Linked DNA regions of Mus musculus: all the other regions are linked to region 2. The links are chromatin loops, found by intact Hi-C in ENCODE. Cell type or tissue: heart. All regions are shown on one strand. Each heading gives the region's core, and the rest is flanking DNA. Links, peaks and the distances in the headings are about the cores only. Region 1 holds the start of Gm11734 (predicted gene 11734). Region 2 has its middle 21 kb from the start of Gm34128. Region 3 holds the start of Gm34418 (a long non-coding RNA gene).

What was found. A loop is a pair of places that touch in the nucleus more often than their neighbours do. Peaks named below come from ENCODE experiments on the same cell type or tissue, not always from the same donor. Only the 100,000 strongest peaks of a DNase experiment are listed, where the experiment ranks them.
Region 1: it touches region 2 in a loop (2.1-fold over the local background); 3 of 42 quality-filtered maps call a loop at or near these places.
Region 3: a loop joins it to region 2, with 2.0 times the contacts of the local background. A loop is called at or near these places in 8 of 42 quality-filtered maps.

The regions. Positions count from the first base shown.
Region 1 is chr11:117,518,797-117,529,124 of GRCm38, reverse strand. Gm11734 (predicted gene 11734) reads right to left here and starts at 5,945. Exons shown (of 7, transcript NR_167774.1): 1 at 5,701-5,945; 2 at 5,077-5,170; 3 at 22-159. In heart, for the core only: CTCF peaks have their summits at 5,373 and 6,153; DNase peaks (open chromatin) are centred at 5,724 and 6,513; H3K27ac peaks cover 1,131 bases.
Region 2 is chr11:117,385,123-117,395,450 of GRCm38, reverse strand. No RefSeq gene overlaps it. Among named protein-coding and RNA genes, the nearest start is that of Gm34128, 21 kb to the left of the region's middle. In heart, for the core only: a CTCF peak has its summit at 5,334 (motif pointing right); a DNase peak (open chromatin) is centred at 5,200; H3K27ac peaks cover 1,487 bases; H3K27me3 peaks cover 551 bases.
Region 3 is chr11:117,473,776-117,484,103 of GRCm38, reverse strand. Gm34418 (a long non-coding RNA gene) reads left to right here and starts at 1,052. Exons shown (of 2, transcript XR_389180.4): 1 at 1,052-1,625; 2 at 4,040-4,532. In heart, for the core only: no CTCF peak of the experiment used is centred there; DNase peaks (open chromatin) are centred at 4,653 and 5,373; H3K4me3 peaks cover 965 bases; H3K27ac peaks cover 1,423 bases; H3K27me3 peaks cover 729 bases.

The DNA of each region.
Region 1 (10,328 bases), core at 3,640-8,639, 130 kb before region 2:
CATTAAGCACATGTCACCCACCTTACACATTAGACTGTGGAAAAGGAAGTTTCTCTCTTGAATCCCAGGAAGGGCACTGACTGCCAGGAGAGACTGGACTCTCGGGCCCTGCTTTTCCTCCACAGAACCACAGCTGCAGCCTTCTGTGATATGGGGGTGCTGAGTTGAAATCCAGAAGGGCAGAGAACAGAAGAATTGAGTTCAAGGCTGGCTTGGCCTACTACATAGCGAGTTCTACGCCAGCCAGGGCTGGATGACCTGGTCCCCCGAAAAAACACAGACAAATGAGCAACTAACAGAATCTAGCTCCACTGCCTGAGCCCATGAGCCCCGAGCTCATGAGGACCCTGTATGAAGGGGTGTGAGACAGAAGGGTATATCTTAGCAGGTAGGAGCAGGAGGGAAGGGCTCTGCTAGAAAGAGGAACAGGCCAGAAGGTAGGGGAACACTTTCATGGATATTTAAAAAGCCGTAGACTGCTTGGCCCGTGAAGTGGACACTCACAAGAGGACACCTTCAGGTGATGAAGGATGTTCGGGGACTGGAAAGAGGTTTCACTCCCATTCAGCCTGGGTACCCGAATACTTCCCCATCCCTCCCACCTAGCACAAAGGCCGAGGTGGAGGGAAGAATCTATAAGGAAGTCCCCAGGCTCTGAGAACCTTCTAGAAGCTCCGACTGTCAACTTCGGCTGATTTTCTCATTTCCTCTCCGACAGGCTTTTGGGATGCTAACATGATTAAGTTCTTCACACAATTTATTAGCAACATGTTGGAGGTCCAGTAGCGTATCACAGTGTCTCAGTAATCCAATTAGCAAAATGTGTTTATTTAATGGAAATATTAGCCACGTGCCTTCTCACACCAAGCCCTGCTCCAGCTGCCTCTGCTCACATCTCGGCAAGAAGAGATTCCACAAACCCTGGAAGCTACTGAGGGAGCACGAGTTAGCCCACGTGACCTGGTGACCTAGAGAAGGGCGGGGGGAGGGTGGGCAGTAATGTCTGGGTCAGACTCTGATAAGTCAGACCACAGACTGAGGTGCTCTGGTGGGAAGAGGCAAAACCAGTTTCTAGATTATCTCTGAGATGCCTAGCAGAGATCTCATAAGGTAAAGTGCTTACCTTGGATGCATAAGGACCTGAGTTCAACCCCCAGAACTCACACTAAAAAAAAAAATCTGAACATGCCATTGAGCATCTATAACTGTGGGGAGCCGCCCTCACATTCGCCGTTACAAGATGGCGCTGACATCCTGTGTTCTAAGTGGTAAACAAATAATCTGCGCATGTGCCAAGGGTAGTTCTCCACTCCATGTGCTCTGCCTTCCCCGTGACGACAACTCAGCCAATGGGCTGCAGCCAATCAGGGAGCGACACGTCCTAGGCGGAGGATAATTCTCCTTAAAAGGGACGGGGTTTCGCCATTCTCTCTCTTGCTCCTGAAGATGTAAGCAATAAAGCTTTTGCCGCAGAAGATTCCAGTTTGCTGCGTCTTTCCTGGCCGGTCGAGAACGCATGTAAGATATAACCCCAGGGCTGGGGAGGCAGAAACAGGTGAATCCCTGGGGCTCGCTGCCCAGTCAGCCTCAACTTCCTGTCTAGTTCCAAGCCCATGAGAGACCCTGCCTCAAAATTCCAAAATGGATGGCACCCGAATAATGGCAGCTGACGTTACCCTTCTTTCTCCACGAGTACACACATGGCCCTGTTCACACATGAACATTCAGACAGACAGACGGACGGACAGACAGGGCCACTCTCTCCTCGAATTATAACTTACCTCTAAACTAGCAGCCCCATTGACACCTGCCCCGCAGTGGCCCCACCCTGGATCACGCCGCCCCTCTCGGTCCTGACACCTCCATGGTGCCTGAGGTGTATTTGGCAACAAGGCAATGCTGACCAGAATGGCACCGGATGAGGGAGCCCAGCTGGCTGTTGAAGCTCTCAGGATCCTGTCAACAAGCAGCTCTTTGCTCTGTGTCTGCAGATTGGGGGCCTTCAGCCTCCAACAGCCCTGGGAAGCCATCCTCTGCAGAGAGGGGTGGAGTCACCCCTGAAGACCACCAGGTGGCCCAAAGCCCCAGGGCTCTTTGCCACTGGCCCCCTTACTGAGGAGAGCCCCAACCCCTCTGCTCCTCTCTGTAGGGACATGCACTGGCTAGTTTTAGTCAGAGTCATTTGGGAAGAGAAAAACGGCACTGAGAAAATGCCCTCCCCTAGATTGGCCTATGGGGCATTTTCTTAATTGATGACTAGTATAGGTGGACCCCTCTCACTGTGGACCCTGTCACCCTTGGGCTAGTGGTGACAGATGCTCTGAGAAAGCAGGCTAAGCAAGCTGTGAAGGGCAAGCCAGGCAGCGGCATCCCATGTGGTCTTAGCTTCAGCACCTGCTTCCACCCTCCTGCCCTGAGATCCCTCAGGAGTGGACCATGATCTAGGGGTGTGAGTGAAATACAGAAACCACTTCCTCCCCAAGTTGTTTTTGGTCATGGTGCTTACCACTGCAATAGAAACCTGACGAAGACAGAAGGGGGTATGCACACACTGCTGTTTGCTGGCTGTTCGTCAGGGTGAATATTCAAAGGAACCCCTCAGAGACAATGGCATGACCCTAAGTACTAGCATGGACAGGGGGGCCTCAAGGACCCCCCCCACCCTCACTGACAGGGTCTGCTTAGCATCGCCTGAGCTCCTCTCCAACCCCAAAGTGTGTGCATAGTCCTATCTTTCCAATCTACCCAGCCACCAACCCAGGGCTCCCAGAGTCTCAGCAGAACCCCCAGCAGGCTCCTCACAGAGCTCTGTCTTGTGTGACTGAGACATCTCTGCCACACACCACCTTCTGCACCCCACTGAAGACTAACAGCTACGCCGATGTCGGGCCTTGCACGCTAATGACAGGTGTGTGAAGGCTGCCTGCCTGCCAGTGGGCTCCGCTGACATCACACCCACTCCCCGCCTGTGAGCAGCACTCCCCGAGGCGACTGAAATCCTAATAGGTTCCTTTAACTGCCTCCTGCATCAATTCTGACACCAGGTGCTTTCTTCTTCCTCCCCACGGCTAGGCTTGCCTTCCAACTCTGTCTTTGTCATCGATTCTGACTGAAAGGAGGAAGCTGGGCTTGCTCTCACTCTTGTGCGGCCCCACCGTGAGAGAAGAAAGCAGAGAACAGGGCTGGATCCGCAGAAGCTGTGGGTGGGTGGGGTGTGGGCGGGGGATGGGTGGGGTGTGGGCGGGGGGATGGGTAGGGCATACCTCTGGACCCATGGGGAAGCCGAGAAAGGAGCAGGAATGCTGCTCTCTGGCGTGGTCCCAGAGATCTAGACCTGGGCTTGCACATACACAGGGTTCATCCCTGCCCTCTGTCCTGGGTCAGGGAACACACCCCTAAACCCCACATGGCTGGACTTGGGGGTTCACAGGAACCCTCGCACAGCAGGGTCACTGTGAGCAAGGGGCTGGGTTCTCTTGAGTCCCTTCCTCAAGAAAAGAGAAAGGAAGGAAGCAGGGAAGAGAAGGGAGAGGTGCGGTCTGCTTGGACAAAGACTTCTTTTATCTTTTTGTTCAGAGGTGTGACCTTGCTCCACCTGTCACCAGGCTAGGACCACGCCTTCCACAGATTATAACTTGGGTAACAGTGAAGCTCTTTCTCCAAGTCCTTGCCAGACTGGCCTGTCTAAAGGCTGCTCATGGTCCCAGCACTGTCCAAGTCTAGAAGGGGAAGTTATCTTCCAGGTTACCACCTGGGGATCTGAGACTCACAGGTGATGATCCCAAAGCCATGAATGGCAGGCCTTCAGCTCTTGATGAAATCAAGGCCACCGAAGCCCTCCCCTGGCGTGACAGTTGTAATTACTGATTTTTTTGTTTTGTTTTGTTTTTGTTTTTTCGAGACAGGGTTTCTCTGTGTAGCCTTGGCTGTCCTGGAACTCACTCTGTAGACCAGGCTGGCCTCGAACTCAGAAATCCTCCTGCCTCTGCCTCCCAAGTACTGGGATTAAAGGTGTGCACCACCACCGCCCAGCAATTACTGACTTTTTGAGTGATGCTCATATGTACTGTCATGGTTGTGTGTGTGTGTGTGTGTGTGTGTGCTGGGGACATGAGAGGAAGGGGCCATATGAGGTCAGGAAGGTGGGGTTTAGAGATTACAGATAGCTCTTACTGGCCATCCAATTGGTGTTGTAGGGTCCTTTCTCTCTCTCGGGACATTTTGGACTACAAGAAGCTACAGCAACAAGGCTGTGTGGCTACCATTGTATTGACAGCTTTCCGTACATACATGACTGGAGACCATTAACTAAAATGTCTTCCTCATGCCCCCACATCAGGTCAAACCCTCTGACTACAATCAACAGGGGTTGGGGGTGGGGGGTGGGGTTAGGACGATCCCTAGCCTGAGCTCCAGGGCCCTGCAGGCAAAAGTCCCCTGTCCTCCCAGTCCCAGCCTGGGCTCTCAGGTGGTCATCTCTGGCCCAGGTGCCTCTTCTCCTCTTCTCTTTTCTGAGACAGAATCTCGTGTAGCCCAGGTTAGCTCTGACTTACAATATAGTTGAGAATGACCTTGAATTTCCCATCCTTCTGCCTTTATCTCCCAAGCGCTGAGATCATAGATGTGTACCACCATGCAGTTTACTCTGCACTGGGGATGAGACCCAGCAGTTCGTGCACGAAGCAAGCACTCTGCTGACCGTGTCTCCAGCTCCTGGAACTGTATCTAAGTGACAGTAGGGCATCTCTTAGATTATCCTGCAGGCCAGAGGAATGGACACCCTCCTCCCTCTTTCTCTCCTTCTGTTTTCTTGTCAGTAAGTGCCAAGGTGAAACCCAAGGCTCTTCCATGCTGGGCAAGCACTTGCCCACCAAGTCATACTCCAGTCCTGTGGCTTTCTTGCTGTCTTTCAAACCTTCCACTTGCTGGAACCAGGCAGGCTCCCAGGCTGAGCCTCCCACATCCATGATATCATCGATCCAGGTGAAAGGCTGAGAATCCTGGACCTCTGCCATCCCAGAGACCATGCCCAGTCTCTCAGTGTACCTGTGGCTAGAACAAGCATCCCAAACATACCTGGATCTTGGGGAGGGGCTGTGTGCTTCTCTCAATCTCTTTTTCTGGCTGCTCTGGGGGTCCTGGCTGAGACGTACATCTTGGGGACACTGTCCTGGAGAAAGACAGTGGAGAAGTGAGATATGGCTTAGACCCTCTCGAGGAGACACACACCTACTTCCCCTAAGGAGCTGGAGTGGCCAGAGAGCAAGGCTTGGTCCTCTGCTCTGCCTACAGAGCCAGGATCTCCGATGGGCCAGGTTGGGGTAGAGGCCTGCGACGGCCACCTGTCTTGTGGAGCTGGTAGCTGCAGGGGAATGAGGCCACCATCTTCTTCACACAGTAGGCCTTGTCCCTCTCCACCTGGAGGTCAAACTGCCTTTTTCAATGTTATCCTCTGTGGGTCCTGCTGAGGGACATTTTCCAGCTGGATTTAGAATCTCTTCTCAGCAGTACAGCCTTGCCTCTAAAGTGGCCTGGATGGGAACCCAGGGCAGGGAGCAGTGACTTTCCTCAGGATCTTCCAGTCTTAAAACTGGCAAATCCCAGTATCTGCTCAGCCAGGGCCTTGGGGGAAGGTGGTGGTGGAGGAGGGGCAGCTTCCGGTCTCTCCACAGCTGTTGCTGGGCAAAAATCCACTCCCACCTCTGCCATTGGTCGGCGTTCCTCTGCCTGGCAGAGTGGGAGCAATGCCAGCCCCTCGGGAACCATCATCACCCAGGCCGCCCAGTGAAGGCAGCCCCGAGGCGGAGAGCTACCCCACACACTCTTCGAGGGGTCAGAGCAGAGAGGGAGGCCGTGGTAGCAGTTCCTGTGGTGGGTGGGCGTCTCCTGCTCCGGCTCTCTTCTGCCTGTGGTCCTGGCTCCCTCTCCTCTGCCCAGGTCTCACTGTTCCCCCAGTGTGTGTCTCACTGAACTAGAGTGGGCCGTCTGGCCCGCTTCCCAGATGGCAATGTACAGTGGCTGCTGTGCTAGCATTTGTCCTAGGCTGTGCTGGAGCTGGCGACTGTCAGCTCCTAAGGGCAGGCCTGCCTACTATGTTCACAGCTTCATGCTCCTGTGGTACAGAGCGTGGCACACCAGGCAGAGCTCCTGCTATATGCAGCATTTGGCACTGCACTTGGCCATACTCAGTACCCAGTACAGCTCCTGAACACTTAGTACTCGGCAAAGAACTTGGCATGGGTCAGGTGTCTGGGCACTTACCAAGTGCTTTTGCAAACCTCTGTCACCTGTTCCTATAGGCTATGAGCGCTTCATCCCACTAACAGGTGTGGATGAGGCCCATCAAGGGGGGGACTCTGTCTGAACTTCCAGTATGGATCAGTGTTGTCAAGGCAGGACCTCAACCCAGAGTCCACAGTCTCTGTCTCTGTCTCTCTCTGTGTCTCTGTCTCTGTCTCTCTCTCTCTCCCTCCCTCTGGGGTTTTCCAGCATCCCATCTGCTGACCAAGTCCCCAACAGTCATTACAATTTCAATCCCTGGGGAGAAACCTTGAGCAGAAGCCAGCTCTTGTTTTTCCAGGGAAACTGTCTCATCATAGATGCTTTAGTGCCTAGGGAATGCTGGGAAAAATCCCTGAGAAGCCAGACCCCTCCCCATAATTGTTCTAAAAGAAGCGCCATGTACCCCAGGAACACTCCCCAGGAATAATCGCTAAAGGGCCTAATTTTGGAGATAACCACCATTATGAACGTCTCATTACTTTAATTAAAGTCTCATCCATCACTGGCGTGTGGTTCCTGGAAGCGAGGGGGCTAACCAGGCAGCCCGCAGCACCAGAGAGAGGCAGTCATGCACACTTGCTCTTAGCCGATGGGCTGACAGTTAAGCTACCCACTGACGCCCACGTCCTCTTGTGCCACGCCTTACCCCATGTCCTTCCCCACCCCTCCTCTATCCATGTTGCCTAAATGTGCTGTTCCCACTGATGAGAAGGATGGAGATGCCAGATGCTGAAATGACTGCCGAATGGAGTGCCAGGGCAGGCAGGAGGCAGGTGATGATGGACAGCTGTGCTTCTGTTGGGGCAGGGGAACTGGTCCAGACCAGATCTGCCTTTGTGTGCTGGGATATCAGGTTGCATCTAAGCGGTGGGAGTCAGGATAGAATTAGCTTGAGCATGAGGCCCCTACCTCTATCTGGCGTCTCACCCAGTCATACCCAGAATAGCGTTTTAAATTAGACACAATAAGAGGTTAACACAAGTCAAAAATATGAAACAAGTGTTTACTGATGAACCATATCAGAAGCCATGTGCTGCGATCACTTCCTCTCCAAATAACCTTGTCTTAGTCAGGGTTTGTATTCCTGCACAAAACATCATGAAGAAGAAGCAAGTTGGGGAGGAAAGGGTTTATTCAGCTTACACTTCCACATCGCTGTTCATCACCAAGGGAAGTCAGGACTGGAACTCAAGCAGGTCAGGAAGCAGGAGCTAATGCAGAGGCCATGGAGGGATGCTGCTTACTGGCTTGCTCAGCCTGCTTTCTTATAGAACCCAGGACTACCAGCCCAGGGATGGCACCACCCATAGTGGGCAGGGCCCTCCCCGCTTATCACTAATTGAGAAAATACCTTACAACTGGATCTCATGGAGGCATTTCCTCAAGGGAGGCTCCTTTCTCTGTGAGAACTCCAGCTTGTGTCAAGTTGACACACAAACCCAGCCAGTACATATCTTTATTTGATGTCACTCTTTCAGATAGTTATCAGGTGGTCTCGACTGGACACTCACGAGTAGCTGAGGATGCCCTTGAAATTGTATCCTGGCTGCCTTCACCTCCCTCCCTGGCACAGGGATGACAGCCGAGTACTGCCACACCTGGTTTTATGCAGTACTGCTGTCCCAAGCCACTCTGCAGCCGTGATGAAGACTGTAAACAAAGGGAAACTATGGAGAGAGGCTTTTCCTGCCTTACATGCCCAGTCACAGTCTGTCAGTGAGGGAAGCTTGGGCTCAAGGCAGGGACCGAAACGTAGGAAGGGAAGCAGAGACCATCGGGGACACTGTCTCACTGTTTGGTTCCTTACCCCAGGACCACTATCCTGGGAGTGGAACTGTCATCCCCCCCCCCCCCCCCAGCAGTCATCAATCAAGAGAATGTACCTCAGGCTTGCCTACTGGTCATGGAGGCTGTCTTAGTTAGGGTTTTTATTGCTGTGAGGAGACACCATGACCAAGGCAATTCTTATATGGAAAGCTTTAAATTGGGGCTTGCTTACAGTTCAGAGGTTCAGTCCATTATTGTCATGTCAGAAAGCATGGCAGAAGACAGGCAGACATGGCGTTGGAGAGTTCTACATCTACATCGTCAGCAAGCAGCAACAAAAGAGAGACACACTGGGCCTAGCTTGAGCATCTGGAACTTCAGAGCCCACCCCCCAGTGACACACATCCTTCAACAAGACCACACCAATTCCAACAAGGCCACACCTCCTAATAATGCCACTCCCTATGAGCCTATGGGGAGCCATTTTCATTCAAACCACCTCAGAGGCATTTTCTCAATTCAGGTTCCCTCTTCCAGATGACTCTAGCTGTGTCAAATTTACAAAATATTAACTAGTGTAGCTGGAGAACCCACATAGAGCCTCATGCATGTTAGCAACCACTCCACCATCTAAGCTATATCCCCAGCCCAGGAAATAGCTGTGTAGTAGTTTGAAGGAGAATGCCCCCTATAGGCTCTTATATTTAAATACTTGGATCCCAGTTGGTGGAACTGTTTGGGAAGGATTAGGAGGCGTGTCCTAGTTGGAGGAGGCATGTCACTGAGGGCTGTGTTTGAGATTTCAAAAGCCCATGACAGTCCTGGTGAGCTCTCTCTGCCTTGTACTTGTGGATCAGTATGCGAGCTCTCAATTACTGCTCCAGCGCCATGCTGCCTGCCATGTTCTCTACCATGATGGTCATGGACTCCAATCCTCTGCAGCTGTGAGTACCCAAGTTAAATGTTTTCTAAGTTGCCTTGACCATGGTGTCTTATCACAACAACTAAAAGGTAACTAAGATAGTACTGTAATCAGACCTGCCTGTTGACCTCAAGTAACTGAAATCACTGACATCAGAGGCTTGTGTGAAGCCCACTCCTAGCTTCATGACATGTTAGGTTTCCAACATCCTACAAGGATTATAATGCTGCCTCATGGTGCTGGTCACTGAGACTCTGAGAGGGAGGACACCCATGCTGCTCAAGTGGTGACACAGGCAGATTTTGAGCACTATACATCTGTCTGATTTCAGAATCTTCTACCCAGGCTCTGATGGAGAAAGTGCCACTAGACAGAATGAGAATGAGCTTGGTTGGGCATGGCCACAGGAGGGCCTTCAAGGTCAGGGAGAAGATGGCAGACATGGGGCTAGGCTTGATGGAGAGGGTTGACTGAAGAGATAGTTGTATGCTGGGCCATCTTGTGGACAACCAGATGCCAGGCTATGCAGGGGACCAGGAGGTCCTGGCAAGAGATGGCAAGGGAAGGCTGGGTGGTGGTGGCGCACACCTTTAGTCCCTGCACTTGGGAGGCAGAGGCAGGAAGATCTCTGAGTTTGAGGTCAGCCAGATCTGTAGAGAGAGTTGGAGGACATTCAGGGCTGTCCTGCAACTGTCTCCCTGTCTCCAAAAACAAACAAACAAAAGATGAGAAAACAAAGGAAGGGGAGATGGTGGGACTCCTCCCCTCTCTGGAAAGAAGGCAGAGTCGGGTGTGGCTGCTGGGCAGGACTCAGAGAAGGCCACATCTCTATTACCTACCTGTTATGCCTGAAAATCACTATGGAGGGACTCTAGGACACCTTGGGAATGGAGGCCGGGACAAGGACTGTCTCCAAGTATAAGCCTTACTGGCCAGGAAGTGATCTGGGTCACAGGTGGGGGATCCCAGTATGCTCAGATGTGGAGCCAGCACCGGTGCTTCAACTTCAGAGACTGGCAGGAGTAGCCACCGCCTCCCACTGGGGTATCTTGGAACAGAGAGGAAAGGGGCATATGAGTGAATCCTCCATCTAGACTGCTGGGGTCTCCAGGTGGAGTGAAGCCCAAGGACCTGGAGCTGGACAAGGGACACAGATTCCAGGTGACACTGTCTTATGATCAGCACTTAGATGAAATGGATGGCTTACCTTTTCCCACCGTGGGGGAATCCCTCTGCCTCCCACAGACCCAGACTCAGCAGTTTCTATCACTGTGTGTATAGCTTTGCTAGCTATAAACAGGACCACACCGAGAGCAGCCCCCCGTCACTCAGAAGTCTGTGTCTTTTGCATTGCTGG
Region 2 (10,328 bases), core at 2,986-7,985:
ACAGGAACGGACAGAGTTCAGAAGCAGCTGGCACATTCGAGGTATCTAAAGGAGCTGAGAAGGAGGCTCCCAGCAAAGAGGGTGCTCTCCCACTGCAGACCTGCACATGTGACCTGGGGGTTGGGGGAGGGGGACGCAGTGCACCCCGGAGAGCAACTCAGCAGAAAACGCAGCAAGAAATGAGCTTCCCGGGCTTGAGAGCACTGGGGATCCCCTGCACGTACACCAGCCTCCCCCAAGAGGTTCCTGATCAAAGTGAACCAGCTGAGCAGTGCCACAGATCGAGACCAAAGCCCCCCTCTGAAGGATGGCAGGATGCTTCCAGAGCTCTGCCCCCATTGACAAGCTGCCTGCTCCATGCACCCTTGGGAGCCATTTTTCCAGAGATGGTCCCCTTCAGCATCATCTCCATCTGCCTCGTCAAGTGAACAGACACTTCTCCATCACCATGATCCCTGTTTCTGCTTTCCCCACCCCTGCAGTGTCCATCCATCCCTGTAGCCCCTACCCGTGATGTCCTCATCCCTTTGGTCTCTGTCGCAGCAATTCCCCTTCCTACAGTCCCTACTCCCTGATACTTCCATCCTTGTGGTCCCTGACCCTGTGGCATGTGACCCCAAGTTTGGGACTCCAAGAAGAGCGTTCCAGTGGCACTTGACCTTCTCGCGGGGGAGGGTTGCTTGGGGCGCCTGTCAGCGGAATGCGGTGGAGCTACTCGGTTTCCAAGGCAACCGTGCAGAGCCCGGAATCCCAAGCTCAGCCAGTCGGAAGCACCGGGCATCCGTATCCGTGGAGCTACCGGTCCCCGTAGGATGCCAGCGGGGGAGGAGCAAGGACTAGTTCCCCCCACCCCCTCACCCCATGGCTTGGTCCCCAGGACGTGACTGGCCGCTCCGCTCAGCTCAGCCGACCGCGGGTCGCGAGCAGGCACCAGGCAGCAGCGGCAAGCCACCGGCCCACTCCACCACTAATTACTTCCCACGATGAACATGTTATTATGTCTTACACTCGAGATAATCAATTTGGAATCGCCACTTTGATGAGTTAATGGGCACTTGGTGGGTGTCATGTGAGAATCTGTGCAAGGACTGGGTTCTATTTTTAACAGCGGCTGATCAGGGTACCAGAGTCAGGATGGGTATAAGCGCCTGTGCTGGGCTCTGCCCTCCCTTCCCCTCTCCTCCTCTCCCCCTCCCATACTCCTCCCTCCCTTTCTTTCCCTCTCTCTTCTCAAAGGTAGTTCCTTCTTTCTCCCCGCTCCCCTTTGCTCTGCTCTGCTCCTCTCTCTCCGAGACACACTGTGACAAGGTTGACATCCCAGATCGAGGCTGCCCTCCATACACACCCAGTACCCAGTAGGCTGATCTGTGGCCAAAGTCTATCAGTGACCACGGACCTGCTTCACCTGGCCCAGGGCTCTTCCTAATTTCCCCAGGTAGCAGCTGGAACTGTGACTTGGTTTCTTCATATGTGGAATCAGAGGTAAAATGTGAACCCCAGGGACATCTGCGGTGTCAGTCCCAGCAGCTGGACCCAGGGTGCGTGAAAAAAAAGTGACCACAGAGAAAGATGAATCACATTCTAAGCTGGTCATAACCAGTAAGACAGATTTCAAAGCTACTGCAGCCTGGGTAATTGTTTTTCCCCCACAAAGAAATACAAAACACTCCACTAGGGAAAGGACAGGATTCTCATGAAAAGGCAGTGGGATTGCGGGATAGCCACCTGTTTTGGTTTTTTGTTGTTGTTGTTGTTGTTGTTTTTGTTTTTGTTTTTGTGTTTTTAAGTAAAAAGCTGGGGCTGGAGCAATGGCTCCACCATTAAGAGTTCAATTCCCAACAACCACACGGTGGCTCACAACCATCCATAATGAGATCTGATACCCTCTTCTGGTGTGTCTGAAGACAGCTACGATTTACTCATATAAATAAAATAAATAAGTAAATCTAGGGGGGGAAAGTGAAAGAGAAAATCCCAATAAAGCCAGTGCTATGTCTCAGTCATTCCTGATTCCAGGTATGACCATAAAGCCGGCGGGTAAGACACAGACCTCAGTGTGTAACCGTAAGCTCTAAAACCGCCAAAGCTTTCTAAGCTATGAACCAAGCTTCAGATTAGGCGTTTGCTCGCTTTGGAGAGTTTAGATTATACATAAAACCCAGACTGTGTGGGTAAATGCTTGTAAACACGTACCTGCTGAAAAACTCTGTCCAGGGTAGGGAAATAATTCTCACAGCCGAGTAAGAAAAGAAGCTGGATACAATGGCTCATACCTGCAATCTCAGCACTTGGAAGGCTGACGCTGAGGCAGGAGGATGGTCAGTTTGGGATATGTATTGATATCTAGGCCAGCCTGGGCTACAGAAGCTAGATTACATTTCTAAAATAATAATAAATTATAATTCAGATTTAAAGTTGGCAAAAGATTTGAAAAGCCGGGCAGTGGTGGTGCATGCCTTTAATCCCAGTACTTGGGAGGCAGAGGCAGGCAGATTATTGAGTTTGAAGCCAGCCTGGTCTACAGAGTGAGTTCCAGGAAAGTCAGAGATACACAGAGAAACCCTGTCTCAAAAAAAAAAAAAAAAAAAAAAAAAAACAAACCAAAAAAACCAAAGAAACATAAACAAAACAAAAAAAAAAAACCCCAAAATTGAAAATACATATTTCATTAAAAAAGAATAATGGTGGCAAAACAAACCTTTGCCCAATGGCATTGGATATTGTGGAAATACACCTAATAAACACCGTTAGAAGCTGGGTAGACTGAGGTCTAGCGCAGGAAGGACTGCTTTGGGTTTGGGGCCAGCCTAAGCTGCATGGGCTAGCCTGGGCCACAGGGTAAGACCCTGTCTCAAAACAACTACAATAGGAGGGGGAAAAACTCACACTGAGATCCACAACAAACCTAGAGGAACAACTAGAAAAGCTGTTACTCTTTATTTTATGTGTATGAGTTGTGTTGTGCGTGACATACATGCAGTGCCCACAGAGGCCAGAAGAGGGCGGAAGATCCCTTGGGCCTGCAGAGTTATCAATGCTTGAGAGCCCAATGTGGTTGCTGGGAATTGAACTCAGAACCATCTGGAAGAGCAGTCAGTGCTCTTAACTGCTAAGCCATCTCTCCAGCCCTTGGTTTGGTTTTTTTAGAGACAGGGTTTCTCTGTGTACCCCAGGCTAGCCTTGAACTCTCTTTGTAGACCAGGCTGCCCTTGAGCTCACAGATTAGCTTGCCTGTGCCTCCCAAGTGCTGGGATCAAAGAAGTGCACCACCACTGCCAAACATTATGTTTTGTTTTGAGTCTCACATAGCCCAGGCTAGCCTCTAGCTTGCTATCTTCATGCCTCAGCCTCCCAAGACATTCCTTCAATGATTTTTCTCATAGTTTTATCATTTGAACTTTCTATACAACTTTTCTTGTCTTCTGTCCAATGTCCAAGCAGGAGGGGGTCATCTCCCCACTCCCACCTCCATGTCCAATTCCTGTGGTCCCTGATGCGTCTGCCTAAGGCTTGGGGACATTCCCAAGATGGTAGTTTCAAGAAGGCATCTTCAATGCCACCATCCTTTTGGACCATCGTTCACGCCTGAGAAACACTCCTTCAGGGAGTATGTGATTGCTGGTAGCTTGGGTGGGACCGTGGAAGGGAGAAAAAAAAAAAAAAAGGACCCAGCACAGCAGGGGAGGTGAGAGAAGAGAAGATCTGAGCTGAGTGTCTGCTGCCGTTTGGGTGGAACTGCCTGCGTGGTGCCCGATGTCCCTTAGAGCAACTTGCCTTGGCCATCTGTCTGCCTGTCCTTGCGCACCTTCCCAGCCCAAGGGCAGAAGGCTGAGGACTGAATGCCAGGCCAGTCCCTACCCCCTTCCACCCCCCCCCCAAGGGACCATCCAAGTCCTTGAAAACATGACCTCCTCATCTGGTCATTGCAAATTAAGATTGGTCCCCAGCCCTCTGACCTCTCAGCAGTTTGACCTGAGATAAATAAAGTGTCCTGTTTGCTTAAGAAACTGACTGCAAAGCCCAGAGGCCCAGACGTGAAACATAGACTGGGAGGGAAGGGCTCTGTTGGGGGCCTGGTGTCTGCCTGAGGCACAGGAGTTGGGAAAGACTGAGCTCCTCCTGGCTTGGGGCTGCCACTTCCTCACCACTTCCTGCCTGTCCTTCAAGTACAGGGAGGGACAGAAGCTCTGCTGCCCAGGAGGACCGATGGATGAGTCTCTACTCACCTGCCCCCACTCTCCTCCCCCACCCCCCACCGTGTGTCACCTGGTCCTTGGGAAGGCGAGACCTGGACATCCTGGAGAACTCTACAACCCTGGGACCATAGACACCTCCCAGATGTGTGAGCCACACCCTTTCTTGTTTAATGAGGTGACCCCCAGCAGGCTCTGTTACCAGGAATTATTTCCAGTTCACTGGTACCGTGAAGCTCAGAGAAGTGAAGTTGCTGGACCAGAGCAGTGTGGTGAGTGTCAGGTCACACACGTCCCCTCCCCTGTCCTGGTGTCCTTTCTGTTGCTGTGATAACAAAGGACTTAGGGAGCTGGAAGCATGGCTCGGTGGTTAAGAAAGCAGACTGCTCTCACAGGGTACCCAGGTTTGGTTCCCTTTGGCTCTCAGGATCCCAGCTCCCACCCAGGTGGCTCACAACCTCTTATGGCTGCAGCTTCACAGAGATCTGGCTTTACAGACACCTGCACTTGCACGCACATATTTGCACACACACACATACATATACACACATAGTTAAAAACTTTAGATCTCTTTTTTTCTAGTTTGAACTTTGATTTTATTTTGAAAGAAAGCACATACTCATTGTTTTTTAAAAGACAGCTCTCATTTTTAAAAATTTTTGGTTGATTTCTTTGTGAGTTTCACATCACGCACCCTAGTCTGACTCATTTCCCCATTCCCTCATATCTTCCCTCTGCCCTTGCAAAAGAAAATAAAAAACCCACACAAGCAAAAGGACTAAGCCTAGGAAACATCTCATCGTGGAAGCTGTGCTGTGTCGCAGTGTGTCCCACAGAAAGTGTCCCTCAGTCCACACATCTTCACTGGCAGATGGCCGTCGCAATGAGTCATTGGTCTGGTTCAAGGTCTCTGGTTTCTGTCACACCGTCAATATTGGATCCTCGCCAGGACTCCTCCCGGTTATCCTGTTGTTGCCCTGTGCCCTGGAGATCCCAAGCTCTGGGTCAGCAGGCCTGGCCCTTTCCCATGCTCCCACGGTTCACAGATGTTGTAGATTTGGGGATGGGTCAAATCAAAGCCCTGAGTCTGGACCTGGGTGGAAGCTGAGCTAGCTGATCAGGCGCTCTCACATCCGCGCCACTAGGGGGCGCTCTCCAGCCCTGTCTGTCTGGGCCACCCAATCCTGCCATCCGCTGGAGGCAAGGTCAGCTCTCTCCTGCTTTCATGCCCTTGGGACCAGTTCATCCGCACCCACACCTTCAGAGCCAGCTTTAAATCCCTTTTTAGTAGTATTTTTTCATGTTTTGCTGGTGTTTGAGGTGCGCCGAGCTGAGCCTTCATGTGGGGGCTGGGAATTGAACCCGGGTCCTTCGCAACAACAAGTGCTCTTAACCCCTGACCCAACTCTCCAGTGCTAACTCTCTTTTTTAAAAGTGGTTTTTAAAACAAACAACGTAGGGGAGAAAGGATTTAGTTTAGCTCACCAGCCTAGGTTATAATTCTTCATTACTGGGCAGTCACAGCAGCAGGAGTTTGAAGCCAGATCCTTCAGTCACACCCGCAAGCCAAAGCAGAGAAACAGCTTGCGTGCCTAGTTCTCAGCTTGCTTTCTTTACCCAAGGAACGGTGCTACCCACCTTCAGGCTGGGTCTTCCCACATCAGCTACAGACGTCAAGACCATCCCGCCACAGACATGTCCACTGGCCACCATGATCTAGCTAATCCCTCACTGAAAACACTCTTCCCAAATTACTCTAGGCTGTGTAGAGTTGACAATTAGAACTGATGTCCCCCGACCTCCCGCGCTGGCTTCTCGTGCTCTGCCCCTCCCCTCATCTCTCTTTCTGTCTCCATCTCTCTTGCTCTCTGTCTCTTTGTCTCTCTGTTTATCTTTCTATCTCTGTCTCTCTGTCTCTGTCTCTCTTGCTGTCTCTCTCTGTCTCCCCCTCCCACACCTCTCTTTTTGTCTGTCTCTCTTTGCAATCAGGTCTCTATAGTCTACAAAGGCCACACTCCAGTCCCTGGGGAGAGGGTCTGAAAACAGGATTCTGTCCCTGGAGCTCTGACTCAAGCCTTCGCTCCCCTGCACCGCGATGTCCACAGCAACTCTCTTGTACTTTTCTTCAAAGATACCTACCTCTCTCAGCAGAGCTCCTATTCAAGGTTCAAATGGGAATCTCTCTGCCTTTAAGGCCCAGTCACAAAGTCTCTGACAGGACACTGTACACCACCCGGTCTGTGGTCAAGAAACTCTGTCTCTGGCTCCTGCCCATCCCAAGCACAGAGAGGGCATCCCGCCCTGGACTCCTGAGCTCCAGTTCTCACTGGAAGAGACCTTCCAGAGCCAGAAGTGGAGGCTTGACAAAACATCTATGCACATCTACACACACACACACACACACACACACACAGAGAGAGAGAGAGAGAGAGAGAGAGAGAGAGAATGTTCTAGACAACCTTAAGCTGCATAGCCACCCTAGTTCTTCCCGATAAAAAGGGGTCCCCAGCCCTTCCAGCCCAACTGCTGCGACCTTGTAGATAAACACCCATAAGCAGAGCAAAGCAGGCCAGAACTGGATCATCTCTTCCTGAGGCTCCCAGCCAGCACCTTACTTAACTCCAGACATCAGCCTTGAGGAAAGGGCTGTGAAGCCTCTGGGCCCTTCCCTACTCACAGCCTCTTCAGCCTGCCCAGTCCTGTCCCTGAGGTTACACCCACCCACTTTACAAGCTCAGGTCCCCTCAGACCAGTTTCCTTCCAGAGTTTGGGGGGGGGGGAGGGTGCTGTTCCTACAGTGAAGCCCCAACCTCCTTCCTTCAAAGTTGTGATCAGGCGCATCTGCTGCTCCAGCCCCTGTACTGTCATCTGTGACTAAATCACCATCTAGAAAGGCTCCTTGCTTTCTGCATATGACTGTACTGCCCACCCTCAGAGGCAGAATCCACAGAGCCCTGGACAGGGACCTGTCATTTTATGTTCCTGGACTTGGTTGCCATGTTCAGTATGGCTTCAGGGACTGATGTGAGTGGGGCAGTAGGTGAGAGAATAGGAAAGGATTCACACACACAGATACACAGACACACAGACACACACAGATACACAGACACACAGACACACACATACATCTACACACAGACATACACACACAAACACAATATACACACATATCTATACTTAACTACACGGATGTACACATATATCTATGCACAGATCTATGCACACATCTACACACACATGTACACATATCTACACACACACACACACACACACATGCATGGGTGATGGAGGGCCCAGCAACCCAACCACCCACACCCCAGTGCATGTGATCGCACAACCAGGGAGAGGCTGAAGGCTCATATCTTAAACCACACATCTCGAGTGTTCAGATGTCTGAGGTAAGGGAGATCTCATCCTACCTGCTCCTCCCCAACCTGCCAATCATCTGGGTCAAAGTGGAAGGAGATTTGTTCCCTCAACACAAATGTACCTCAGACCCCACCAGGAAGGCTCAGCCTTCCTCCAAGAGCTGGTAGCCCCAGGTTTGGAAACATTCCTGACACACTCCTGAGACACCAACACCAGGCCAGTGGCTCTTGGAAGCATCAAGCTTTGTGGTAAAACAACCAACCCCAGCACTGACTCTCTATCTGTGGGACAGTAGGGGAGATGATCTCGAATGTTCTAGAAGCCCCGGGTCTACCTACATTTGCTACCAGGACCCACTGAGACCACTTCTGCTGCATCTGGCATCCCACCCTCTTGGGCTCTCGATTGGCTGGTGCAGTTGTCCATCACGAGATTAGGCAGCAGCAATAGGGTACTGGTCTGTGCCCTGTGAGGCTGCCTTGACTGTTGACTATTGGAACACACGCACAGGCCCGCCTGTGTGCAGGCAGAGTCCATGTGCCCAGATTCAGCGACAGTACTGTCCCGGGGGGCAGGCGAGGGGATTGGGGGAAGTGCATGTCCCCTGGCCTGGTTGTCTGCGAGCTGCCATGGGGGGAGAGGTGCACAGGTGACTTGAGTCCTCCTACTGTTGCGTGTAGTTTTAATGATTATGCTATTGCTTTAGCCCGGGAGCTGCAACCGTGATACCAGCCCCTCCCAGCCTGCTTTGTTCTTCCTGGCTTCGCTCCAGGATCAGATCTGCACTCCCAGCACTGACCTGGCTTCTCTTTCCTACCCACCTTTGCTCCTGGAGGGGTCGAGTTACCAGCCCATTCCTGAGACCCTTGAATCAGAGCATAAAAGACACACACACACACACACACACACACACACACACACACACTGCCTGTTACCTTTAGAACTTGCCTCTACACAATTGCTGGGTGTAGATACCTCAAGCCTAGAAATGTGTGCCCTAATCAATTTATTATCTCCATCTCTCCTCGGCCCTAAGCTTGGTGTCTTGCATCAGCTAGCACTCCGGCCAAAATCCTTGGCCCCACCCACCCACTCAAAGCGGAGGCTGCAGGCCTTAGCTGCCCAGAGACCTTACATGTCTGCTGCTTTCTCCTAGTTCCAAAGCATGGCAGAGAAGTTCCCTTCCCTTTCCTGAGTTTCCTCTTCCTCTTGGAACCTGGAAGTCCCATCTGTACCTTTTGTCCAGCAATTGGCCCCTGGCCTTTATCGACAAGTCAAGAACTAATTGGGGAACAAGACCTTAGCAACAGAACCTCCCCGTAGCCCCACAGTAGCCAGGCCGTGGATGCAAGGGTGTTCAGGTCACTGGGTTTTGTTGCTCTTCGGGGCTGTTTTGGTGCAGGAGATTACTAGAGCCCCTGAGCGCTCTACCTCTGAGCTCTGCCTGGAATTCTTCTTGGGTTTGTTGTTTGTTTTTGTTTTTTTGTTTTTTTTTTTTTTTTTTGAAACAAAAATCTAAGTTGCACAAGAGGTTTCTGACCCGTAATCCTCCTGCCTCAGTCTCCCAAGTAGTTGATATTACAGCTATGCTGCAGGCTCAGGTAGCACGTCCTGGCTGCCTCCTACCTAAGCCAATGTCACCAAGCCTAGGGGCAACTCTTCCTGCCCTGAGCCGGCTTGGGTAGGACAAAGGCAGCTCTCCATCTCCATAGAACTTCAGAACTAATCTTATCACTTCGCCTTCAGCTGACCCTGAGCCTCCTGGATCTCAAAATTTAGGAATGGCTCTGATCCCACTGGCTGAGTTAGATTACACTGCACAGGGACTGTCCCTCAGGGGTCCTAGGAATACAGGCAAATGTGTCTCCCTGAGCCCCATTCCTGTCCTCACAGGTACAGATCGGGCTACCTGGCTTCTGGCTCTCTCTCCAAAGCTCCAGTCTGCGCTTCCTTTCTGACCCCTGTGCGCATGCTCAGATCCTCAGGAGCCAAAACCTTTAAGTGGGGCTTTGGTTCCTGTACCCATCTTCCTGCATCCCACCGCCCTTCCCACGCGGCGTCCCAAGCTCCCGGGAGAGAACTGTTTAATCTCGTGTATGGTGTGTGTCTATCAGCCACACCAGCTATTGAAGAAACTCAATCCATAAATAATGATGATAGTTGTAAAAATAGCAGGCATGGTCCCCTTCCTGCGTCAAAGGGCTGTTTTTTTTTTTTTTTTTTTTTTTTGACTGCCACTCTGAGCCAGCCTTCAGAAAAAGAGTTAATTAATATCCCTCGCTGTGGACTAATTCTCTTTTCAACATGTGGCTGTCATTCCCCCGTCATCACAACTGATTTACAACAGGGTTTAATTAAATTCTCCCTACATAATTCAACATTCTCCAAAGACAACCCCAGAGTGGCCCGGGGTATTTAAAATGTCACCTGCTGAGACATATCACCTCTCCCTAAATAAATATGACAGTGATCAAACTTTGGCTAATTACGGTGACTTGGTTATTTGTTTGTATGTTTTAATATTTAATTGCTTTCATGTTCATCCAATTACGCTGCAACAGCAAATAGAAATTAACTGTTTTATCAGCATGTTCCCAGCCCAGCTACTAAACAACCTGACAGACTCGGAACAGTGGGAACTGCCCAGGCTGAAAAGATGGTGTAGGCTTCTTCTCAGCTCGGTGGACAGGCGATTAAATTAAGGAGGCGCTCTGGCGGAGCCGGCATGGGGCGGCAGGCTCGGCTTCCAGGAGCTTGGAAATCTCA
Region 3 (10,328 bases), core at 2,240-7,239, 89 kb before region 2:
AATAAAATAAAATGATTCCTTCCAGCTTCCCTCCCTCCCTCTAATCTTTCTTCTTTCTCTTCTCTTTTGCCTCTTTCTTCCCTTCCTAATTCCTCTATTCCTGCTTCTCTTTCTCCTCCTTCACCCTTTCTGTCTTATTCTCCTCCCACCCCCTCCCCTTCTCCTTCCTTCTCATCTCTTTCCCTCTTCCCTCCCCGTTCCAGTCCTCTGTCCGTCTGTCAGTCTCCCTTCCGTCCTCCCATCCCTCCCTCCTTTTTTTAAAAACAAACATCAGAAGGCCTTCTTTGCGCTAAGTTCCCCTATGGATATGCTGACTGACAGGAGAGGAGAGGGGTGGGGTGACCAGGTGCGACTAGAGCCCCCCCCCCTCTTCTCTCCGGGCTGGGGAATAAAGAAGAGGGGCTCCAGGAGTCTTCCTCTGCCTCACAGCTCCTTTGCCTGACTGAGAGATGCATGGTGACTTGGGACACCCTGTTAATTTTCTTTTATATTCTAAATGGCTGTCTACATCTGTCCCTCTCTTGTCTCTGGGCCTTTTGACCTATGTATACCCCGAGGTGGAAGTGGAAAGGGACTCCGTCTGGTGACCTGACCACTGGCTGGCTGAGAGGTTCCAGGCGGTGGGAGCCATGCAGATTCCCAGGCTGCTATCCAGATCTCAGGGTTACAATGTCAGCTTGGGCGTCCAGGGAAGAGCTGCCTGCCTTTCTTCAGTGCATAGAGAGGCAACCCGAGGCTGAGCAGGTGGGAGGACTGGAGAGGACTGGGGACGATCATCGGGTGCTCTCCCCGCTCCTAGCTCCTAGCTTTAGTCTCTGTGGGTGCCTATCACAGTTCGTACAAGGCCTAAGAGAATCCGAATCCTTCTTCCCCTTCTCCTCAGCTCTTCCACCTCGCCAGCTCCTCCTCCTCCGCAGCTCCTCCCCCTCAGCTACTCCTCCCCCTCAGCTACTCCTCCCCCTCAGCACCTCCCCCCGCCCCCCCCCCCAGCACTTCCTCTTGGGCTCACTGCCAGATCTGCCCATGATCGAAGAATCCCCAGCACCTTCCTCGCAGGAGGAGGAGCCAGAACCCAAACAGCAATTTCTCAGTGCTTCCTAACTAACACACAAAATCTAGTGCCTCGGGCCTGTCTTGTCACCCAGCCAGCCAGGGGCACCCCTGCCACCCAGACCTGAGGTTGGAGAGGGTCCTTGCTGCTGAAGTTTGGGGGTGGCTCCAGGCTGTGTGTGGGGCGCTCATCTCCAGCCCGCAGGCAGGCGCATGCCAGGATGCTGGCTCGTTGCCCGGGCAGAGGAACACAGACTTGCTGCCGTGGAGTTAATTAGGAAGAAGGGAGGTGGTGGAGGGAACTGGCAAACAAGAGAGGTGGGCCGTGCCAAGCGACTGATGCCACGTGCCGCGCCCCGGGTTTTGGGTGGGAGATGGGCAAAGCTGGCTGTTGGGAGGTCGCCTCACCCCGGGCGATTCTGCACCTGCCAGATCGGCAAACGGGACAACGGGACAATGAGGCCCCACTGCTGGATTTTATCAGGTGCCTCCTGCAACAAGAGACCAGGCCCACCTCTCTCGGGGATTCTGGGGAAAGCCCAGCTCCTCTGCAGAAGTCAGAAGCCACACCGGAGGTAATTAACGCAGAGAAACTGGGAGGAAGAAGAAATTACAGCTGGAACTCCTCCTTTGCACTGGGCCGGCCTCCCTGACTGCTCAGTAGACCCAGTGGCCAGGGCGCCTGCTCCTACTTGTGCAGGTGGAAGGGGTATCACTGATATTTTTTTAAGATTAATTAATTTTAAAAGGATTTATATATTTTATGTGTATGAGTACTTTGCCTGAATGTATGTCTGTGTACCAGGTGTGAACCTATTTCTTGTGGAAACCAGATAAGGACATCAGATCCCATAGAACTGGCTGTAAGCTACCTTTTGGGTGCTAGGAACCAAATTCGGGTCCTCTGTAAGAGCAGCAAGTGTTCTTAATCCCTAAACTGTCCACCTCCCCAGCATCTAAATTTCAAACGCTATTTTTATGTTTACTTATTTGTATGTTGGGGGGGGGCACAAGTGTGCCATAGCACATGTGTGGACATCCGAGAACAACTACGGGAGTCAATTCTCTAGGGGGTCAAAGCCAGGTCATTAGGCTTGGTGGCAAGTACCTTCAGCTACTCCCTGCCCTCTGGTGTCACCATTGTTAAAGCACGTTGCTGGCCAGAGCTTTAACTCAGCAGGCTCTGTGTGCACACATGTGTTTATGTATGCATATGTGTGCACACATGTATGTTTCCATGTGTGTTCGTGTGTGTGTGTGGCTCAGAAGCTCCACAGCTCAGCAGCTTAGCTGCTTCTACACTTCAGGAAAACTTCTTGGCCTTGTGGAGATGGCAAAACAGTTGCCCGACAAGCATGGGACCTGAGTTCAATCTGAAGAATACACATACAAGCCAGATATGGTGGCCCCTGCTTGTACTCCCAGGGCTGGGGAGATGGGGACAGGGAGGCTCCTGGGGACAGGCCAGCCAGCTAGCCTGCTCATTGGGTTTCAGGGCAACAAACAAGGTGACAGCACCCAAGGAATGACAGCCAAGGTTGTCTTCTGAGTGCCATACACATTCACATACACACCCATGAACACACATGGGAACATACAGGTGTGCACTCATGTGCATACATAAACACACGTGTACACACATTCACACACACATACATGAGCATACACCTGTGAACACACATACGAACATACATGTGTGCACACATTCACACACACACATGAACATACACCTGTGAACACACATGTGAACATATGTGTGTGCACGCATGTGCATACATAAACACACACGTGTGCATGCACACAGACCTCACTGCTTTGGTATCACAACCATTTTCTTCAGTTGTTCCAACTGCCACCTAAATCCCCATATATCATTCGTATTGAGCCCTGGGCAATGAAACACGTGCACATATGCACACTTACATAGGGATGTCAATCCAGGGACATTACAGAGCCTCTCTAGGAGCATGGTAGCAGCTGTCCAATGCCCTGGGGTTGCTCAGCCGAGCAAAGCTTCCATTTTCAGGGAGCTTGGAGCACAGCTGTGCATAGGGTCAATGCCACATTCTCTCCTAGCGGTTTGCTCCAGGATCTCTGGGCAGGCCATCATGCCCTACCTGGGATCTGAACCCTGGTCCTCGAGCTTGAAGAGCCACTTCCCCAGCTCCTGATCTCTGGTTTTCAGCTGGAGGGTTTTGACTGTTCCTGTTTAATGGGCTGTCTCTGGGGTGGGGCTCATGTCCGACATCTTGCCTTGTCCTTGCTGTTTATCCCACCTGCTCTGTCCCTCCCTCCTCTCTGCCTTGTGTATTTCTTAGGATTCCATTTGTTGCTGTGTCAAGGATTAATCATGTATCCCAGGCTGGCCTTGAACTTGATTGTAGCCGAGGATAGCAGCCTATAACTTCTGCTCCTCCTGCCTCTATTTTCCAGTGCTGGGAATATAGACCTGTGCTGCCATAATTACTTTATGCCCAGTTCATGTGGTGCTGGGGGTTGAGCCCGCTTAGACTCTCTTGGACCCCAGTTTATCCTCTCATGAAGGAATAGCAGTGTGTGCTCGCCCAGCTCCGCAAGCCATGTGTTGTGGTTCCCTCTGTCTTATGTTAGGCAGTGTGCTGCATTTGCACTGTGCGGTTGGTTGTTACCAGTTCATTGTTAGTCTCTGCTCCCCAAAGTCCAAACAAGTGAGGCTCAGCCACCTGCCCCAATACATCCAACCCAGAGCCAAGCAGCGCCACCCTGGGGAAGCAGGTAAAAAACTTTCCATGACTCCAGATCCATCCAAGAGATGACTGCTTCTATGCTGGGGGTGGGGGGTGGGGGGTGGGGGGGTGGGGGGGTGGGGGGGTGGGGAAGGGGGTAGCCTCAGCTCCCACGGTTCTTAGTGACTATCATGGGTCAGCTGTCCTGTGGGGCTTCCTGTTGTCTGGGGCAGGTGTGGTCTCTTGTTGTAAAGATGTTTATTGGATGATCCGGATGTTTCAAGGAACCGCTGCACCTTGGAAGGAGAGAAGAGCCATGAAAGAGCAGAGCGACTCAGAGAGCAAGGAGATGGCGTCAGGCCAGCCACTGGCCTCAGGCAGCAACAGGGCCAAGCTCTACGGGGCTATGGGTCGGAGGGAGGCAGGAGCTCACCTCCAGCACCCACAGAGCCTTGGCAGCAGGAGAGAAGTTAGCTTGAGAAACGCACGGAATGGATGAAGAGAAGAAAGCTCGGTCCACTTAAGTGCATCGAACATAAATCGGAGGCTGGTTTCCAGCCCTCCATAGAGCTGGCCTGGGTCCCCCTCTTTGTGCCGCACTCACAGCCCTGAGCTGTAGTCTGCTCATCTTTAAGCCCAACAATCCCCGTGCTATCTCCCCAGCTTTTCAACCGCTGCAGCTCACGGCCCTGAACACATTTTGTGAAGGGCTAGAGCTGGACATATGCGAACAATTAAACTCCTCTAGATCCTCCACCCAGGAGCCAGGCCCTGAGACATGAAGTCATGCTTCTATTTTTCTCTCTTTCCTTGTGGAGAGGAGATTTGGGAAGGGTGGAGGGACCTGGCAAGAGGGAGAGCAAAGATGGCCGGAGCAGGAGAGCTGCCGGCTGGAGATTTGTTCTGGAAGCTGCAGATGGTTCCAGAAGGCGCTGGTTGCCCCCAAGGGTTCCCTCCTCTGGCCGCCACTGCTTTCCCTGATTCTTCCCATTGTTCTGAAGCCAGATGCAAGGACTCCTGTTCCAGGATACTGCCTCCCTCCCCCTCACAAGTTAGAAAGAAGCCTTGGGTGAGGGGCGCTGAGGGATTGCAGGCGGGGGAAGGGCTGCCCCTCTGCCAGGCACGCTGCGCTGCGGAATCACTGTTTTCTTTTCTTTCTTTTTTTTTTTTGAAGTCAAAACCACTCATGAGGCTTCCCCCTCCCCTACCCAGAGCCCCTCCATTATCCCTAGGCCATTTGGTGGTGGTTGCCATGGAGACCACAAGCAAAATGGCATGCAAATCAACACAGCAAGAACAACAGCAGAAGATGGGCCCAGGGAGTGAGGGCAGCTGGAAATGCCTCTACCCACAGCACCCCTAGAATAAAAGGCTCTGGATCCCTCAGGGTTTGAGGAGGTTCCCCATCAGCCATAGGACGGACGGAGGCTGAGTGGGTGTCCTGAGAGGATAACCAAGGAAAACTCAAAAAGCGATCTGCCTACTTCCTGGCCCAGTCTTTAGCATTAGCCATCAAATAGGGAGGGGCTCTAGGTCTGGCTTGGGGCCAGAAGGATGCTCAGGGCAGAGGCTTTCCTGGCCAGAAGATACCTGGCTCACAGCCATCCAGGGATGAACATGGCAGATCAGCCATCCCAAAGCCAGGTCCCTCGGGCTTGGCACAGGCGCTTTCTCTCCACCCATTTGGAAACCATCTCTGTTCAGACTCCTGGGGCCTCAAAGAGGCAAGGCAGCAGCTCAATTTTTTAAGAAGAAAAAAACCACAGCTCCCAAGAATCTAAATCTGTGAACTTGGGGCCTCTTGATTGAAATGAGAGTTGACTACGGAACTGGGGGTTTGGATGCCCTTTTCTGTATCCTAGAGGTTTCCCCACTGAGGTTGATCAAAGGCCCAGGAAATGGCCTGCGATAGGCTAGCGATCATGGTGCCGCCTCATGTTCCTGCTCAGAGGCAGTGGGGAGAGAGGGAAATGTTCTGCACGTGGCCTGGCTCCCTGGGTTAGGAGTGATGTGGAGGCTTCTTGGAGCAGTATCCCCAAAGCAGCAGTCAGTTCACACCAGGACCTCTCCCTGAGCTCCATCTCAGCTGCATGGTTTTCTGAGCACACACAGCCTGCAGAAGTGATAGGCTCAGGGCTGGGAAGGACCTGCCCCATTACTTCTGTAACTTTCTTCACCCAGAGCTCAACAGCCCACTGTGTTTTGAAGTGGAAACTTAAGGGTTCTTTGAAAAGTCAGTTGTGTTGGATGGTGTCTTGCTGGGGCAAACACACAAAGGAACATTTCGCCGAAGCAAACACAGGTGAAAGGATGTTCTGCTAAAGGAAGCATGTGAAAGGACACGTGATGAAGGATTCTTCACTTACGACATGCATGTATTGGTCCGTCTTACAGTGCATAGTTGAGCTCCATTTGTCAGGGCTCCATAGAGAGAAATGCACCAAAAAAACCTTCTAGTGGTGTGCTATGGCTTCTTGCTGCTTTCCGGGACACGGGCAGAGCGATGTCAACTGAGACAGACACACGGGCTGAGGCAAGACACTTGGTGAAGCAAGACCCGTGGAGGACACGTGAAGTTTGAGGGAATTATAAATAGGACTTGGTGGACAGTGATGGGAGCTGGCTGGGCTTGGCTTGGCTGGGCTGAGCTGAGCTTCAGGCTTGCTTAAAGAGCTGGCTGGGCAATGCTTGTTGGTCTTGAGTCTTCGCTGATCTTCGCTTCTTTGGGAGAGAGCAGCAGCTGAGAACTTTTCCTGGAGTCCCTCCTGCTGACTTGTGCTGATTTGGCTGAGGCCTGGCTATCCCTGTAGACTGCTGATGTATCTGGGAAGTGTTTGCAAGTGGACTGAGCTGCTGCTGCTGGCCTGTAAACTGAACTGCTGATTTCCTGACAACACAGATGGGATTTGTTCCAAAGAACCATCTCTAAACAGGTCCACTTCCCACCTCCCTTCTGCTCCATATCCTCTCGTTTCCATTGCCTCTGGTGGGTGGTGGGCTAGAAGGGAGGTTAAAGCATTTAAGAACCATTGTTTGAAAAAACAAAAAAAAAGGGGGGGGGGCTTTGAAAAAAACTAAAGTTATAATACTCTGTGTTCACAGCCCCATCTGCTTGCTCAGACCAGATATCTGGTGCATGGCCATGAAGATGGTCAGAGCCCAGGCACAGGGACCCATTTTCCTCTAGGGCATCTCCCCATGCCACTGGGGTGAAACTCAGGAAACTCCTGCCTCAGAAGAGGAAGGGTCAGCTCTCTGTCGCCTGTCCCAGGAACACTAGAGGATCAGCTCTCCTGGTTTTTGGCCCCCATGGGTGTGACTCAGGACAGACAGGAGCAGGGTCAGGGCCCTTGGTGAGCAGAGGCCAGGGCTGCAGAGCTGATGTCTGCCTCCCTGCTGTGTTCTGATGTGTTGCTCTTTCACATGTCGGGGATCTGTTCCTCAAAACCATGCGGTGATGTCATCTGCAGGTGTGGGTAGGCGGTGATTGGGGTTAGACACTGTCATGACAATGGAGCCCCTATGGTGGTATTAGTGGTTTCATAAGAACAAGAAAAGAGGGCTTCCAAGGGAGGGTGGGAGCTGGAAGTGTTTGTGTGACTACATGAATGGGAAGAATCAGAGTGAAAAAGGAGAGACTCTACTCTGATGAAAGAAAGGGGGAGGGGGAAGAGAGAGGGGAGGGAGAGAGGAGGGAGGGGGAGGGGAGCAGGGGGGAGGGGGAGAGTGGGGAGGGAGAGAGGAAGAAAGAAGGTGGTGGGACGGGGAAGTGTGGGGAGGGAAGGGGAGGGGAGGGAGGGGAAGAGGAGGGAGGGAGAGCATAGCATTGTAATAGCTCTCAAGTTATGCTCAGAAATCCCATCTTTCCTTTTCTCTCTCATTCAGTAAGCTAGCCAAGGTGTCTCTTGGGCTGGAGGACACTGCAGTCCAAGAAGGAAATGCCAAGATTCACTAGGCTCGCAAGAGAGGTTCAGTCTGCCTCTTTTCCCTGTAAACGGAGTTTCTGGAAAACTGCAGGTTTAAGGCTGGGAGGGATACTTAGCAGTGGTAGTTGTACTGGAGTCCTTGTTGCTTTGTCAACAGGTTTCAACCAGATCGCTGGGTGAGAGGTTCCCTTTTCTTCTCCTGTTCCTGAGAACTTCCCGGCCTCTCTGTCCTTTCTCAGTCTGCTATTGGAGTCTCCAAGATAGGGAAGTGTCTCCCAGGAACCACCATGTTGCTCCAGGCATCACCCTGAGAGGAACCCTAAGCAAGGAGGGCTTCATAGTCCGTGGCCGGTTCTCTGTGAGAAGGACCAAGCCTGTGGGTTACTGTGGGGCTTCAGCTGCGAGCCACTGTCTGGCGGATCGCTCAGCCTCTGGTGCTGCCTCCCAGGACCCTTTAGTTTGCTGCCGGAAGGGACTAAAAGCTCTCTGAACTCAGATCTGGTCTTCAGGATTGGGAGGTGTCAGAACACAGAATGGCGAAGCTTCCAAAGAAAACACGCCCCTCTTCAGACACGCCCCCCTGCAGACACGCCCCTGGCTGGCACAGCCCTCTGCCTGCACAGCTCAGGCATAAGCAGTAGGAACAGAGCGAGCCACAGCAGACTAGAGCCCACTATTCCACTTACCACAACCTGCGACCCAGAATCAAGACACTCCAATTCTTTTTTAAAACATGTTTATATTTCACTTTTCAAAATATCTTGTTTTTGTTTTATCTTCTTGCTTCTTCTTCTTTCCTTTCTCCCTTTCCTCAGGGCCCTCCTTTGTCACCTTCACCCTTGCTAACATTAGGCTTCACAGTAGAATTATGTAGAAAATATTCTACATAACTTTTGCTCTTTTCTTTCCCTTTATTAGGATTTATTTTTTTATTATTGTAAATTATGTGTCTGTGTGTGGGTATGTACATGCCCATGAGGTATCCACAGAGGCCAGTAGAGGGTGCTGGGTCCCCTGAAGTTGTGGGGTCTGGGACTGGGCTCTCAGCAAGAGTAGTATTCACTCAGCTGAGCCATCCCTCCAGCCCTTCCCTTCTATGCTTATTGGTGGAACAGCATTGGCCTTGAGCTGGCGCTACATCTGTCCATCTGCCTCATTCCGGTGTGGTTGGTATGCCCACTCATTTTCTCTGAATGGTCCTGGAGATGCAGCTCTCCTGAGAAGGCTGGCTACCGAGAAGTCCAGTAACAGCCATCTGCAAGCAGAGATACAGAGAACAGCAGGTGCTGAGTCTGGAGAGCCAGGTGCTCCGTGGTTCTGTTGGGTGTGGACGATCTGGGAGCTCCTCCGGGAGTCGCCATGTTGAAAGAGGAGCTGGAGTCTGACATCAGTGATTGACAGCAGCTACAGATACATGTGTGTGTGTGTGTGTGTGTGTGTGTGTGTGTGGTGTGTGTGTGTGTGTGTGTGTGTGTGGTGTGTGGTGTGTGTGTGTGTGTGTGTGTGTGTGTGTGTGTGTGTGTGGCTTGCATGTGCACAAGCTCCCTTCTTCCTTCTCCACCTTCCTTCACCTGCCTGCCAGCCTGTTGGATGGCGTTGTCTACATGCAGGACGTGACCTCCTCATTCCTCAGTCACCATCCGCTTACCAGTTGTCTGTGGAAGTACACATCTTGATCCAGTCAAGTTGAGACTTGTGCTTATAGACTTAGATCTTTCAAAATCTATTTTAGTAAGGGATCTTAAATGCTTCAACCTCCCTTCTAGCCCACCTCCCACCAAAGGGAGTGGAAAGGAAATGTTAATAGGGCCAAGGGAAATGTGGACCTGTTTAGACCTAGTTCCTTGGGGGGCGATTCCAATCTTCATTGTCAGGATATCGGCAGCTCAGCTCACAGAAATCAACAGCAGTAGCTTGATCCCCTGGCAACCACCACTCACGAATCAGCAATGGCAGTTCAATCGGAAAGAAACAGAGAGGTTCTGCCAATTGGTCCAAGTCAGCGGAAAGAAGCCACCGGAATATCAGGAGAAGTTCTTTGATGTGTTTCTCTCTATGAAGTCACGATCAGCAAAGAAGGCAAAGCAAGCCAACGCCATAGCATCATCAGCGAAGACCAGCGCCAGCAAAGCCCAAAGAAGACCAGCAAAGAGTGGCCAGAGTATTGTTCACTGTCTGTAGGGTTAACTTACACCCTTTCCAAACATCACGTGTCCACTCAAGCATCCGCTCCAGCAAATCATCACCTGCCCTATCACCAGGCAGCTTCTAGAAAAACACTACGTGTCTGTTCTCAGCAAAACATCCTCTCAGGCTAGAGAGATGGTTCAGTGGTTAAGAGCACTGACTGCTCCTCCAGAGGTCCTGAGTTTAGTTCCCAGCAACCACATGGTGGCTCACAAGCAGAAAATTCCACTTCATGTGGTGGTTTGAATGAGATAGCCCCCTTAGTCTTAGACATCTGAATACTTGGTCCCCTGTGAGTGAAGCTGTGTGGGGAGGGTTAGGAGGTGTGGCCTTGTTGGAGGAAGTGTGTCACTGGAAGCAGGCTCTAAGAGCAAAACCTCTCACTCAGTGCTAGTGTGTTCCCTTTCCTTCATGCTTGTGTTCCAAGATGCAAAGCATCAGCTGGCTTCCTGCTCCTGTG